Regions from separate parts of the Homo sapiens genome. Here region 2 is linked to region 1. A link is an interaction called in ENCODE POLR2A ChIA-PET data of the cell type or tissue named here. Cell type or tissue: PC-3. All regions are shown on one strand. Links, peaks and the distances in the headings refer to the core of each region. The heading gives the core; the rest is flanking DNA.

The links. Peaks named below come from ENCODE experiments on the same cell type or tissue, not always from the same donor. Only the 100,000 strongest peaks of a DNase experiment are listed, where the experiment ranks them.
Region 2: POLR2A ChIA-PET joins it to region 1 with 17 read pairs; 2 of 35 experiments call an interaction of 5 or more read pairs at or near these places.

The regions. Positions count from the first base shown.
Region 1 is chr6:158,750,313-158,755,687 of GRCh38, forward strand. SYTL3 (synaptotagmin like 3) reads left to right here. Exons shown (of 18, transcript NM_001242394.2): 13 at 1,616-1,718. Among named protein-coding and RNA genes, the nearest start is that of MIR3918, 12 kb to the right of the region's middle. RefSeq lists an enhancer at 4,999-5,375. In PC-3, for the core only: no CTCF peak of the experiment used is centred there; no DNase peak of the experiment used is centred there.
Region 2 is chr6:158,661,736-158,667,110 of GRCh38, forward strand. It overlaps SYTL3 (synaptotagmin like 3), which reads left to right. Exons shown (of 18, transcript NM_001242394.2): 4 at 1,015-1,643; 5 at 3,660-3,878. The coding sequence starts at 1,534. Among named protein-coding and RNA genes, the nearest start is that of SYTL3, 14 kb to the left of the region's middle. In PC-3, for the core only: no CTCF peak of the experiment used is centred there; a DNase peak (open chromatin) is centred at 2,186; H3K4me3 peaks cover 1,446 bases.

The DNA of each region.
Region 1 (5,375 bases), core at 183-5,182:
ATAGGGAAGTCACTGGTTATGTTCTGTTTCCTAAGCTGGGGGGCAGGGGTACATGGGTGTGCACTTTATTATAATGCTTCCAACCGTATAGGTATATTTTATATATTCTGTTTTACATATTTGAGATTGCATGAATGTGTAATGCTCAGTAACTTAAGAGTAAATGAACTGTGAAGAATTAGAGATGGAGTTTTGAGGGATTTTTTGTTTTGGTTTGATTTTTTGAGACAGAGTCTTGCTTTGCCGTCTAGGCTGGAATGCAGTGATGTTATCATGGCTCACTTCAGCCTTGACCTCCTGGGCTCAGGTGATCCTCCAACTTCGGGCGTCGAGTAGCTGGGACTACAGGTGCACACCACCACACCCAGTTGACTTTTAAATTTTTCGTGGAGATGAGTTCTCCCTGTGTATTGCCCACGCTGGTCTCAAATTCCTGGCTTATGGAATCCTCCCTGAGCCAGGTGCCTGGCCAGTTTTTGGGTTGTTTTGTTTTTCTTTTTTGAGATGGAATTTCGCTTTATTGCCCAGGCTGGAGTGCAGTGGCGCGATCTCGGCTCACTGCAACCTCCATCTCCCAGGTACAAGCGATTCTCCTGCCTCAGCCTCCTGAGTAGCTGGGATTACAGGTACATGCCATCATGCCTGGCTAATTTTTGTATTTTTAGTAGAGACAGGGTTTCACCATGCTGGCCAGGCTGGTCTGGAACTCCTGACCTCAGGTGATCCGTCCACTTCATCCTCCCAAAGTGCTGGGATTATAGTTGTGAGCTTCTGCGCCTGGCCTCCTGGCCGATTTCGAGTATTTTCACAAAAAGCTTAACCTAGGGGGAAGAAGAGACCCAAGACTGGGGCTAAAGAAGGGCACAGATAGAGGAGGCTCACTGTGATTTTTTACTTTGGAAAGTAGAGCCTGTTTCTAGCCTGTGGAGAGGGGGCTTGGGCTGCTGCTGGTTGGGGGGTCATTGCCATCACTGGGGCTGCCAGAGGAGCCATGAAGGGCAGCGTAGGGGCCTGTATGGAGGGGTCAGCCTAGAACAGGACAGGACATGTCTTCCTCTCCGCCTGGATTTCAGGGGCTGGGTGAGTGCAGATGGAGACATCTGTCATGCTGCGTGCGACCTCTAGACTCAGCAGAATCCCACTTCTCAGCGGTTGGGAGGAGCAGAGTCTTTGAGGCCCCTGCAAGGAAACAGCACAGTGCGAGGCATATGCTTTCTACTTCCACTTTTTTTTCTTTTGCAGGTGGTGGGTGGCAGAAGGGACGGGAATCCGGCTCATGGCCTTGACATCCAGGCAGGCGAGAGAATCTCTAGTTCCATGGTCTTCGCCAAATGGAGTAGGGCCTGAGGAAGGCAGGACGAGCTTCACACCCCCAGGAATATTCCAGAGGGTTATGTGGCTAGCATTTGACCATAGACTGCATGGATCAGAAGCTGCCCACCCAGCACTAACGTTGCTCACTATTAGGCTATTAAGTCCTTTCTATCAACCCAAAAATTCCAGCAGGAAGCCTGGTAAAGAAAACGCTGGCATGTGGGTTCTCTGCTGCCCCCAAACTCTTTATCCACCCCTTTCCCTGAGTTCTCACTCTGTCCCCGCTGTGTTTGGCCCCTAGGTATGTGAAGACCTACCTGTTGCCCGACAGATCCTCCCAGGGAAAGCGCAAGACTGGAGTCCAAAGGAACACCGTGGACCCGACCTTTCAGGAGACCTTGAAGGTACTTGCTGGACAGATATTCCTGTGCAGAGTCCTCCCGAGCCCGGGTGGAGCGCCTGGGGCAGAGTCCAGTGGATGGTGCTTTCAAACTCTTGACTCAGTTAGATATAATACAGACACCTATATGTTTCTTCGCAGCTCTGTCAATCAGTGTTAAGTTGGTAGAAAATAAATGTCAGCCTTTGTACAGGAAAAGTGCAGAGTCTGCCAGACTCAGGAATGGCTTTTGATTAATGATTTCTGAGAAGATGGTGAAAAAGAACCTGGCTGCCTCTTTGTCTCGGGCTAACACCGGGGCACAGGATAATTTTAAACATTAGTTTGTCTTAGTGAATGTTTCTGTCAAAGAGGTGCTCTCAGACAGAGTGCCCTGAAAATTAAACTCCTGAGTTACTGTCTTTGTAAAAGTGCCCCTTTATTGTATTTCTGACAAACTCAGGTTTCTTCTAATTTTATTTTTTTTAAATGAATCCTTTTATGAAAAATCTTACAAAGGAATTGTTTGGGTTTTCACTTTCTATGATACTAGGAAATGTGATTGATGGTTGAGGGCAGAGATGGGGCCATGCGCTCTGATGTCGGGTGGAAGGCTGCAGCTGAGGTCTGGTATCTGCAGAGAGCTGGCTGTGGTGGCCCCAATCTTGGTGCAGGGTGAGGGGGGTAGCCCAGAGCTGCAGAGGCTACCCTGCCGGGGCTGGGCAGCCAGAGGTCCCCTCGTCTCATGCCTATGACAGGAGAGGGCTTTGTTTGCCTTTCTTGGCAAGTAGGGGGTGTCTGTGAGCTGCCAGCCAGGGGCCATCTGGGCAGCTGGCACAGAGCCCTGAGTTCATTAAATAATAATAGCCCTTGTTTCCTGGGTCCCTACTGTGGCCAAGTGCTTTATATACAGCCTGGGGTAATTATTAGAATCCTCATTTACCCACGGGGAAACTGAGACCTAGAGAGTCCTTAGAAATACAGCTCAAAGCCACAAAGGACTGGCAGTTCTCAAAATTTGTGTGCGTAAAATCCCATGGGGATTTACATTTTTAAAACATTTCTTCTTTTCTTTTTTTTTTTTTTTTTTTTGAGATGGAGTTTCACTCTTGGTCGCCCAGGCTGGAGTGCAGTGACATGATCTTGGCTCACTGCAACCTCCACCTCCCAGGTTCAAGCGATTCTCCTGCCTCAGCCTCCTGAGTAGCTGGGATTAAAGGTACCCACCACGATGGCCAGCAAATTTTTTGTGTTTTTAGTACAGATGGGGTTTCACCATGTTGACCAGGCTGGTCTTGAACTCCTGACCCCAGGTAATCTGCCCACCCCGGCCTCCCAAATGCTGAGATTACAGGCTTGAGCCACCACGCCAGGCCTAAATTTCTTATTTTCTAAGATGCCCCTGTACTTAGAACTGGGGATTTTTTTAAAATGCAGATTCTGGGCCGGGCGCGGTGGCTCACGCCTGTAATCCCAGCACCTTGGGAGGCTGAGGCGGGTGGATCATGAGGTCAGGAGATCGAGACCATCCTGGCTAACATGGTGAAACCCCGTCTCTACTAAAAATACAAAAAATTAGCCGGGCGTGGTGGCGGGCGCCTGTAGTCCCAGCTACTTGGGAGACTGAGGCAGGAGAATGGCGTGAACCCGGGAGGCAGAGCTTGCAGTGAGCCGAGATAGCGCCACTACACTCCAGCCTGGGTGACAGAGCGAGACTCCGTCTCAAAAAAAAAAAAAAAAATGTAGTTATATAATTGGAGTTAAAAGGTTACCTACCTTAAAATGTACACAGAATCTCAAAGATATCACTTAAAATTTTTATCCATGGGTCTTATCTAGTATATTGTGAATATTTTATAGTCCTGGGAAACTTTCCAGTTACAATTAAAATAATCGGCATCTCTAATTGATCCTAAATGCAAAATAACCCAACACCGGCCAGCCTCATCCTTAATAGAAATATGCATAAGATGCGAAGGATGGGAAGCCGGGGAGGCCGATCCAGCATTAAAAGTCTCGCTAGAAGCCAGTATTTCCAATCACAATCACACCTTTGTGCAGCACCCAGGCTTTGTGCGACCTGAGGTGAGCCATCAGAGTACGATTCAGGTGGATGAGGCTGTGAGAACTGTCTCCAGCCAGTTTTGAGAGAAGTGCACATCAAATGCGAGGATCTAGAAATTGATCCTCAAATTTTTCTGAGCAGAGTACTTCTTGGCAAGCCTTTCTGGACCCAGGGAGACTTGTACCCCATTTGACACCACTGTCCTGGGGGCCTGGAGAGGATGAAGTGATCTCACTGGGTGACATTGGTCATTGCCTGGCCCTGCTCTCAAATGATCCTTACACCTCATTCCCAGCTGAGCCTGGAGCAAGCCTTGTGGACCTAACAGGGCTATGGAAAATAGGTCTGGTTTGAAAAGGTAGATTCTAGGCTGGGTGTGGTGGCTCACGCCTGTAATCCCAGCACTTTGGGAGGCCGAGGCAGGCGGATCATGAGGTCAGGAGATCGAGACCATCTTGGCTAACACGGTGAAACCCCGTCTCTACTAAAAATACAAAAAATTAGCTGGGCACAGTGGCGGGCACCTGTAGTCCCAGCTACTCGGGAGGCTGAGGCAGGAGAATGGCGTGAACCTGGAAGGCGGAGCTTGCAGTGAGCTGAGATCACACCACTGCACTCCAGCCTGGGCGACAGAGCGAGACTCCGTCTCAACAAACAAAACAAAACAAAGCAAAGGTAGATTCTGTATGTAGCAGGGAGTAGTCCTATTGACAGAAAGGGGCGAGCAATGGGTAAGGACCCAGGAGAAGTGGCTGAGCGTCGCCCACACACAGCTGGAGATGAGAGAGCTGCCTGGGGGCCCGAGCCCGACCCTGCTAAGTGGCGTGGCGTTCTAGTAACCGCTTCATTTCTCAGAGGGCAGCAGATGCAGCTGGCCAGCTGCCTGGACTAACTGATAAGGAGTGTAGCTGGAATATGGGGAATAATCACATCAATCCAGAGTTTATAGACAGAGATTGAATGTGGGGCAGAGTCGGAAATGGACCCATGGGCTGGGTGTGGAGGCTCACGCTTGTAATCCCAGAACTTTGAGAGGCTGAGACGGGTGGAGGGCTTGAGCCCAGGAGTTCGAGACCAGCCTGGGCAATGTAGAGAGACCCCATCTCTACAAGAAATTAAAAGATTAGCCGGGCATGGCGACGCCTACCTGTAGTCCCAACTACTTGGGAAGCTGAGGTGGGAGGATCGCTTGAGCCTGGGAGGTGCAGGCTGCAGTGAGCTGAGATGGCACTGCTGCACTCCAGTCTAGGTGACAGAGTGAGATCCTGTCCCCCCAAAAAAGATATGGACCCATAGACTTGAGGGAAAACTGGCTAAAAGTTACCCAAAGGCAGGAGAAAAGGGAATGTGACCCAAGAAATGCCCATCTCCATGGCCACAAGCCACCCCAGCGGGGAGGAAAAGGAGGAATGAACTGAGGAAGCTAACCTGGCCAGCCAAGCCATTTGTGCCTGGCCCGCAGACATCAGAAGTGTGGACAGAGCCTACAGGCAGCCCCCAACAGAGCAGGGGACGGCCCTGCTGCGCCTCCCCTCTGTTTGCAGAGGCTGAAGGAGGGAAATTACCGTGTCTCAGTTCCTGTTTTATTCCATCTCGTTCCTCGATTGGAAAGATGGG
Region 2 (5,375 bases), core at 139-5,138, 89 kb before region 1:
CAGCAGAACTTGTGACTTTGTCACCAACAGAAATCACAGATATTTTCATACCACATGATATGTTGTAGCTATCTCAAGACATTGTTTCTATTCATCACTACTTTGAAATTCTGGGAGTCCTTAGATCACTGCTAGATCTTAATATTTCATGCATCAAGGAACACATATATTACTATATTACAATTTTTAAATATTTCAGTATAATCAATTTCTTCCTATGTAACACAGCATACCTTATTTTATGCGTTTAAATACGTAGGCTTCACCAGACTACCAAAGATTAAGAAAAAGGTTAAGAACCTTTGCTTAAAGGAAATGCTACCTTAGAGCTCTGTTAGCCTCTCATTCACTAATTTGCCATGGATCATAAATTAATATAATGCAGATTTTTTTTGAAGCCTAGCAAAGGAAGTTTAGCTTTTAAAGCATTGAAAGGACGTCTTATCACTAAGGGATTCCCATAGATTTAATAACAAAAATGGTACTATAGGAAGTATATTGATTTGATCTTCTGCATTTTCTGGATAAAAGGATGTATGCAGAACCTTTCAGCTGTCATTAAACAAAAACAAGAGCTAATGCATAAGGCAGCTCATGAAACTTATTCAAGACTGTAAATAATTGATAGGCTGAGCTTGTGGTGGTGCTGCTTCATACATCCTTAATTGATTAAACATTTTTTGAGTGTTGAAGTTAATGGTAAAAATAATAGCCAACAGTTGGGAATGTCATTTTTCCAGTATTTCTTCAATTAGGGTAATGTACATTAAACACAGACTTTTACGTCCTCTGACCACTAAAGTTATGGAATCCATATTAGGAAAATTCAAGTTTGGAAGTTTGAGGCTTTTAGAAATATGAGAAGTGTTATTTAAGCAAATTTAAAATTTTACATTATCACCGCGAGCAGAAAATGCAAGGGTTTGTGTAGAATATTTTGTCTTTTTGGAAGTAATGCTGCAGAGATACTTAAGCCAAGAAAAATGTTGCCATTTTTTGTTTTCTTTTCTGCAGGTATTGAACGGGCTGAGCTTTTCATGATGGTTCCTGCTGACCTGGAAACATCTTAAATGGAAGGTTAGCTTCTATGAGTCACTGATACTCTTTTTATTGCTATTTCTAAATTTCCTTGGCTTGAAAATTACTTCTGCTTTGCAGAAATTATCTGCTTGCAGCTGTGGATAATTTATAACAATCTCTGGTGAAACCTCAGAAAAGAGATATGCTTTTGTCTTAGATGGATGTCAGCAGCTGCTGCAGAACCCGGTGAAAACACCCCCCGGGTAGCACGAGGCTCTGCGAGCCGTAACTCCGACAAACGCAGAACTTCTTGAGGCTTTCTTCTTCTAAGGAGTATGACACAGTTAAAAAGGAAAAAAGAACCACAAGCAAAACAGTTGCCAGTGAAATAGGAGAGGGAGCTCTTTAAACAAGGCTGGCTGCAGCTGGCCTCCGCCGCTCATCTGCAGGGCGTGAGCGCTTGGTCCATGCAGTGAAGCTCTTCCAACCTGGGTCAACGAAAACGGAGAAGAAATGGCCCAAGAAATAGATCTGAGTGCTCTCAAGGAGTTAGAACGCGAGGCCATTCTCCAGGTCCTGTACCGAGACCAGGCGGTTCAAAACACAGAGGAGGAGAGGACACGGTAGGCTGCCCTTCCCGGGGGGTCACTTTGGGTGTTTAGCTTTCTCTGCTTGGGGCCTGCCACTCCGTCGCCAATGCTGTTTGCTTACAAATCACTACCCACCTGCTGCTGGGCTTCGTGCCTGAGAAGGGTCCTAACGAAGGTCTGTTGGTGGAGATGATCCTCCTTATGTAACTAAACGTAGAGGACGCTCAGGAGGAGGAGGGAGGCCGCTCTTGTTATTCATTTAAAACGGTGCCTTTGGGCGGTAAGTTTGCTGTCTGCCATCTGCTTGTCTGTTTGCCGACTTCGTGGGAATCATTCAAGGGACATTTTCAGGCTTCCAGTTTACCCCTTCTTTAAGGAAAGACCTCCAGTTAAGGGTTTTCCTACCTCATTTTTGACGGTGCCGGGAGGTGTAAAGAAAAGCAAAGAAAGAGGCTCACAAGCAGCAACTCTGATGGAATCCAGCCCTGTCTTTTTTTCTTTGCTCGCTTTTGCTTCCCAGCTGGCTTTGAGGAAGGGGGAGCATAAAATATGAACCTGCTTAGCCTGTTTCCTGACCGCTTTGCCAACAGGGAACTCTTCCCTGTCTGTCTCTAAGCTGCACGGGCCGTTTGATATGGGTCAGCATTTAGAAAAGCGTGCTGAACTCTAGCAGAGCAGTGTTCCGCCTTAGCTGTCAAGATCCATCTTTAAACAGGTTGGCGCTTGTTTATCAATGTCTATGGAGGAAGTGAGGGTTTGGTTTCTAATGGCAGAACACATTAGAAAACAAAACTTTGGACAACCAAATGCTTGAGGAGTGAGGAGAATTTTCTGGTATAGTATTCTTCATCCTCCCTGTTATTTCAAAGCTTTCTAAGTGCACTTGTAAACTTTCTTCCATTAAAAACTATAATACAGTCTGGGCGTGGTGGCTCACGCCTGTCATCCCAGCACTTTGGGAGGTTGAGGCGGGCGGATCACCTGAGGTCAGGAGTTTGAGACCAGCCTGGCCAACATAGTGAAACCCTGTCTCTACTAAAAATACAAAAATTAGCCGGGCGGTGGCAGGTGCCTGTAATCCCAGCTACTCAGGAGGTTGAGACAGGAGAATCCCTTGAACCTGGGAGGTGGAGTTTGCAGTGAGCTGAGATCGCGCCACTGCACTCCAGCCTGGGCAATAGAGCAAGCCTCTGTCTCAAACCAACAACAAAAAAACGAAAACAAAAACTATAATACAGTGAGAAAAGTGAAATTTTATTTGATGATGAAAGATCTTTCAGTGATTTGAGACATCCTTTTGAATATTAACAAAGTGACATAGACATAGTGATAACAAAGTTGTATTTCAAAGGGTACTAATTCTAGGGTAGATCCTGAAAGTTGAATTTTAAAGTGCATTTCTGATGTCATCTTGTTTCTTGGGATTGGCTCATCTTTTCTACAAGTAGGTATCACAGACATTCATAAAAGAGCGTGCTAGTAAATGACACCTTTTTGGTCCAATACAGTATCTCTTTGCACTATGGCTATTTGTCTAGGGGAGTGGGCTGACCACTTATTAAAAAAAAAATGTAGCAAAAGCATAGCATCAGTTGATTTTATTGGGCAACTTATACCCATAGCAGGATGTATGCTGTGTGTTTCTAGATTATTCCATGCCTTGCAGATTAGAATGGATGCTCCTTTCAGTGTCTTTTCCTCTCCTTTCACTATTCTTGCTTACTATCATAACAGCCTTTGGGCAGGAAGGGATGGACCTAGCAGGGAGCTTCTCTGCCCCAGGCATGTTATTTATACTTTGCCATTTAGTCCTCACAGCAACCCTGGGAGGTAAGGTCATATCACCTGTTTCACGGTTGAAAAAACCCTTGAGACTCGACTCTGAGATGTTGAGTGAGAGCCCAGTTCACACAGCCATGTTGGAGTCCAGGGATGTCGAATGCCAAAGCCCCTTCCCTTGCCATGGGGGTTACTGCCTGGGCTCTTGCCCTATAGCCTGGGGTCAGGTGTTCCATCTAATACTATCTTCTTTAACTCTGAGGGCTGCAGGAAACTGAAAACACACCTGCAGCATCTCCGGTGGAAAGGAGCGAAGAACACGGACTGGGAGCACAAAGAGAAGTGCTGTGCGCGCTGCCAGCAGGTGCTGGGGTTCCTGCTGCACCGGGGCGCCGTGTGCCGGGGCTGCAGCCACCGCGTGTGTGCCCAGTGCCGAGTGTTCCTGAGGGGGACCCATGCCTGGAAGTGCACGGTGTGCTTCGAGGACAGGTAAGCATGGCCGGTGGTTGGATCCCTCCCACTGATTCAGGTCTCGGAGGAGGCCTCTTTACAAACCGCTCATAAAGAGAGCACTCACTCCTCACCTTCAGCCAGTAAATGTGTACCGAGTGCCTGATAGGGAGCTACCTTTCTAGCCTTGGAAGTTATCTTCATCCAAAAATAAATTTTATGTAGCAACATTTTTTTCATTTACAGAAGTTTGGGCCAAGTGTGGTGGCTCATGACCGTAATCCTAGCATTTTGGGAGGCCAAGGTGGGTGGATTGCTGGAGCCCAGGAGTTTGAGTCCAGCCTGGGCAACGTAGTGAGACCCCATCTCTACAAAAAAATACAAAAATTAGCCAAGTGTGGTGGTGCATGCCTGTAGTCCCAGCTACTCAGGAGGCTGAGATGAGAGGATCATTTGAACCTGGGAGCTGTGATTGTACCACTGCACTCCAGCCTGGGCAACAGAGTGAGAACCTGTTTAAACAACAAAAGTTTGTTAAGTCGAAGGATGGGCTAACCCAGGAGTTCAGATTCATTTGGGTCTCTTAACTAAGTGCTGTCATTTTCTTAGCACTTAATTTATCTCCTTCAGTACCAGTGGAGTAAATTATAATCTAGGGAATATTGGAGTAATCATCTGAGGCTTTAAATACTGCGTTTTTGAAGCTGACCTGTCTTTAATACTCAGCTAAAGAAATGGACATGCTTCCCTTTAGTGACAGACTGAATCTACGTTTATAGTTATCAATTGGTGTTTAGGGGGTTTTAATACCAGTTTTAACATGGAATTGGTGTTTTTGCGTTCCCCATTCTGAAAACGATAAAGAGCCAACTTGGCTTAGACTCCTGCTGTTCAAAGCAAGAATGAACTGGCCATGAGCTCCGTGAAAACACTAGAGGGGTGACTCCGTCTGCTGGGGGAGACGGTGCACAAGGACATCACAGAACTTCGGAGAAGGGAAGGAATACTAGGCTGGTGTGAATGGGAGTCATCAGAGACCCTGAGATTTGAAAACAACTTCTAAATATTGCCACAGATGTGTGAGTGCCCCAGGGACAAAGACTGTGGGAGGCACTTACACAGTGTGGGCATTGTGGCTGGGGTTTCTTCCCCCTAAATCCGGAGGGCTGTGTTTAACGCACGCCCTGGCATTCATTTACTTAAGTGTCCTGTCCCTTTGCAAGGCTTACTGTATTTCAGTCATCTAGCCAGAGAGGTGAAGTGGTTCAACCTGATTTCTTTGCTCTTGAACTGCATTCCGTCCATTTCGCTCACAGCGTGCCAAGTCGCACGGACGGTGGCCGAATTCGCCTTCTCATCTCATGTTTCTTTGGTTTGCTGAAGCCATTGTCCTTCAGGCTTTTCCTTGCTTGAGAGCAAAAAATAATTACTGTGAGCTGCCCTGGCGGCATAGAGAGCAATTCCAAATCATCTCTAGAAAGGTCTCAGTATCTTCTTCCCCATTTCAACCAACCATATATATTTGAAGTCTAATAA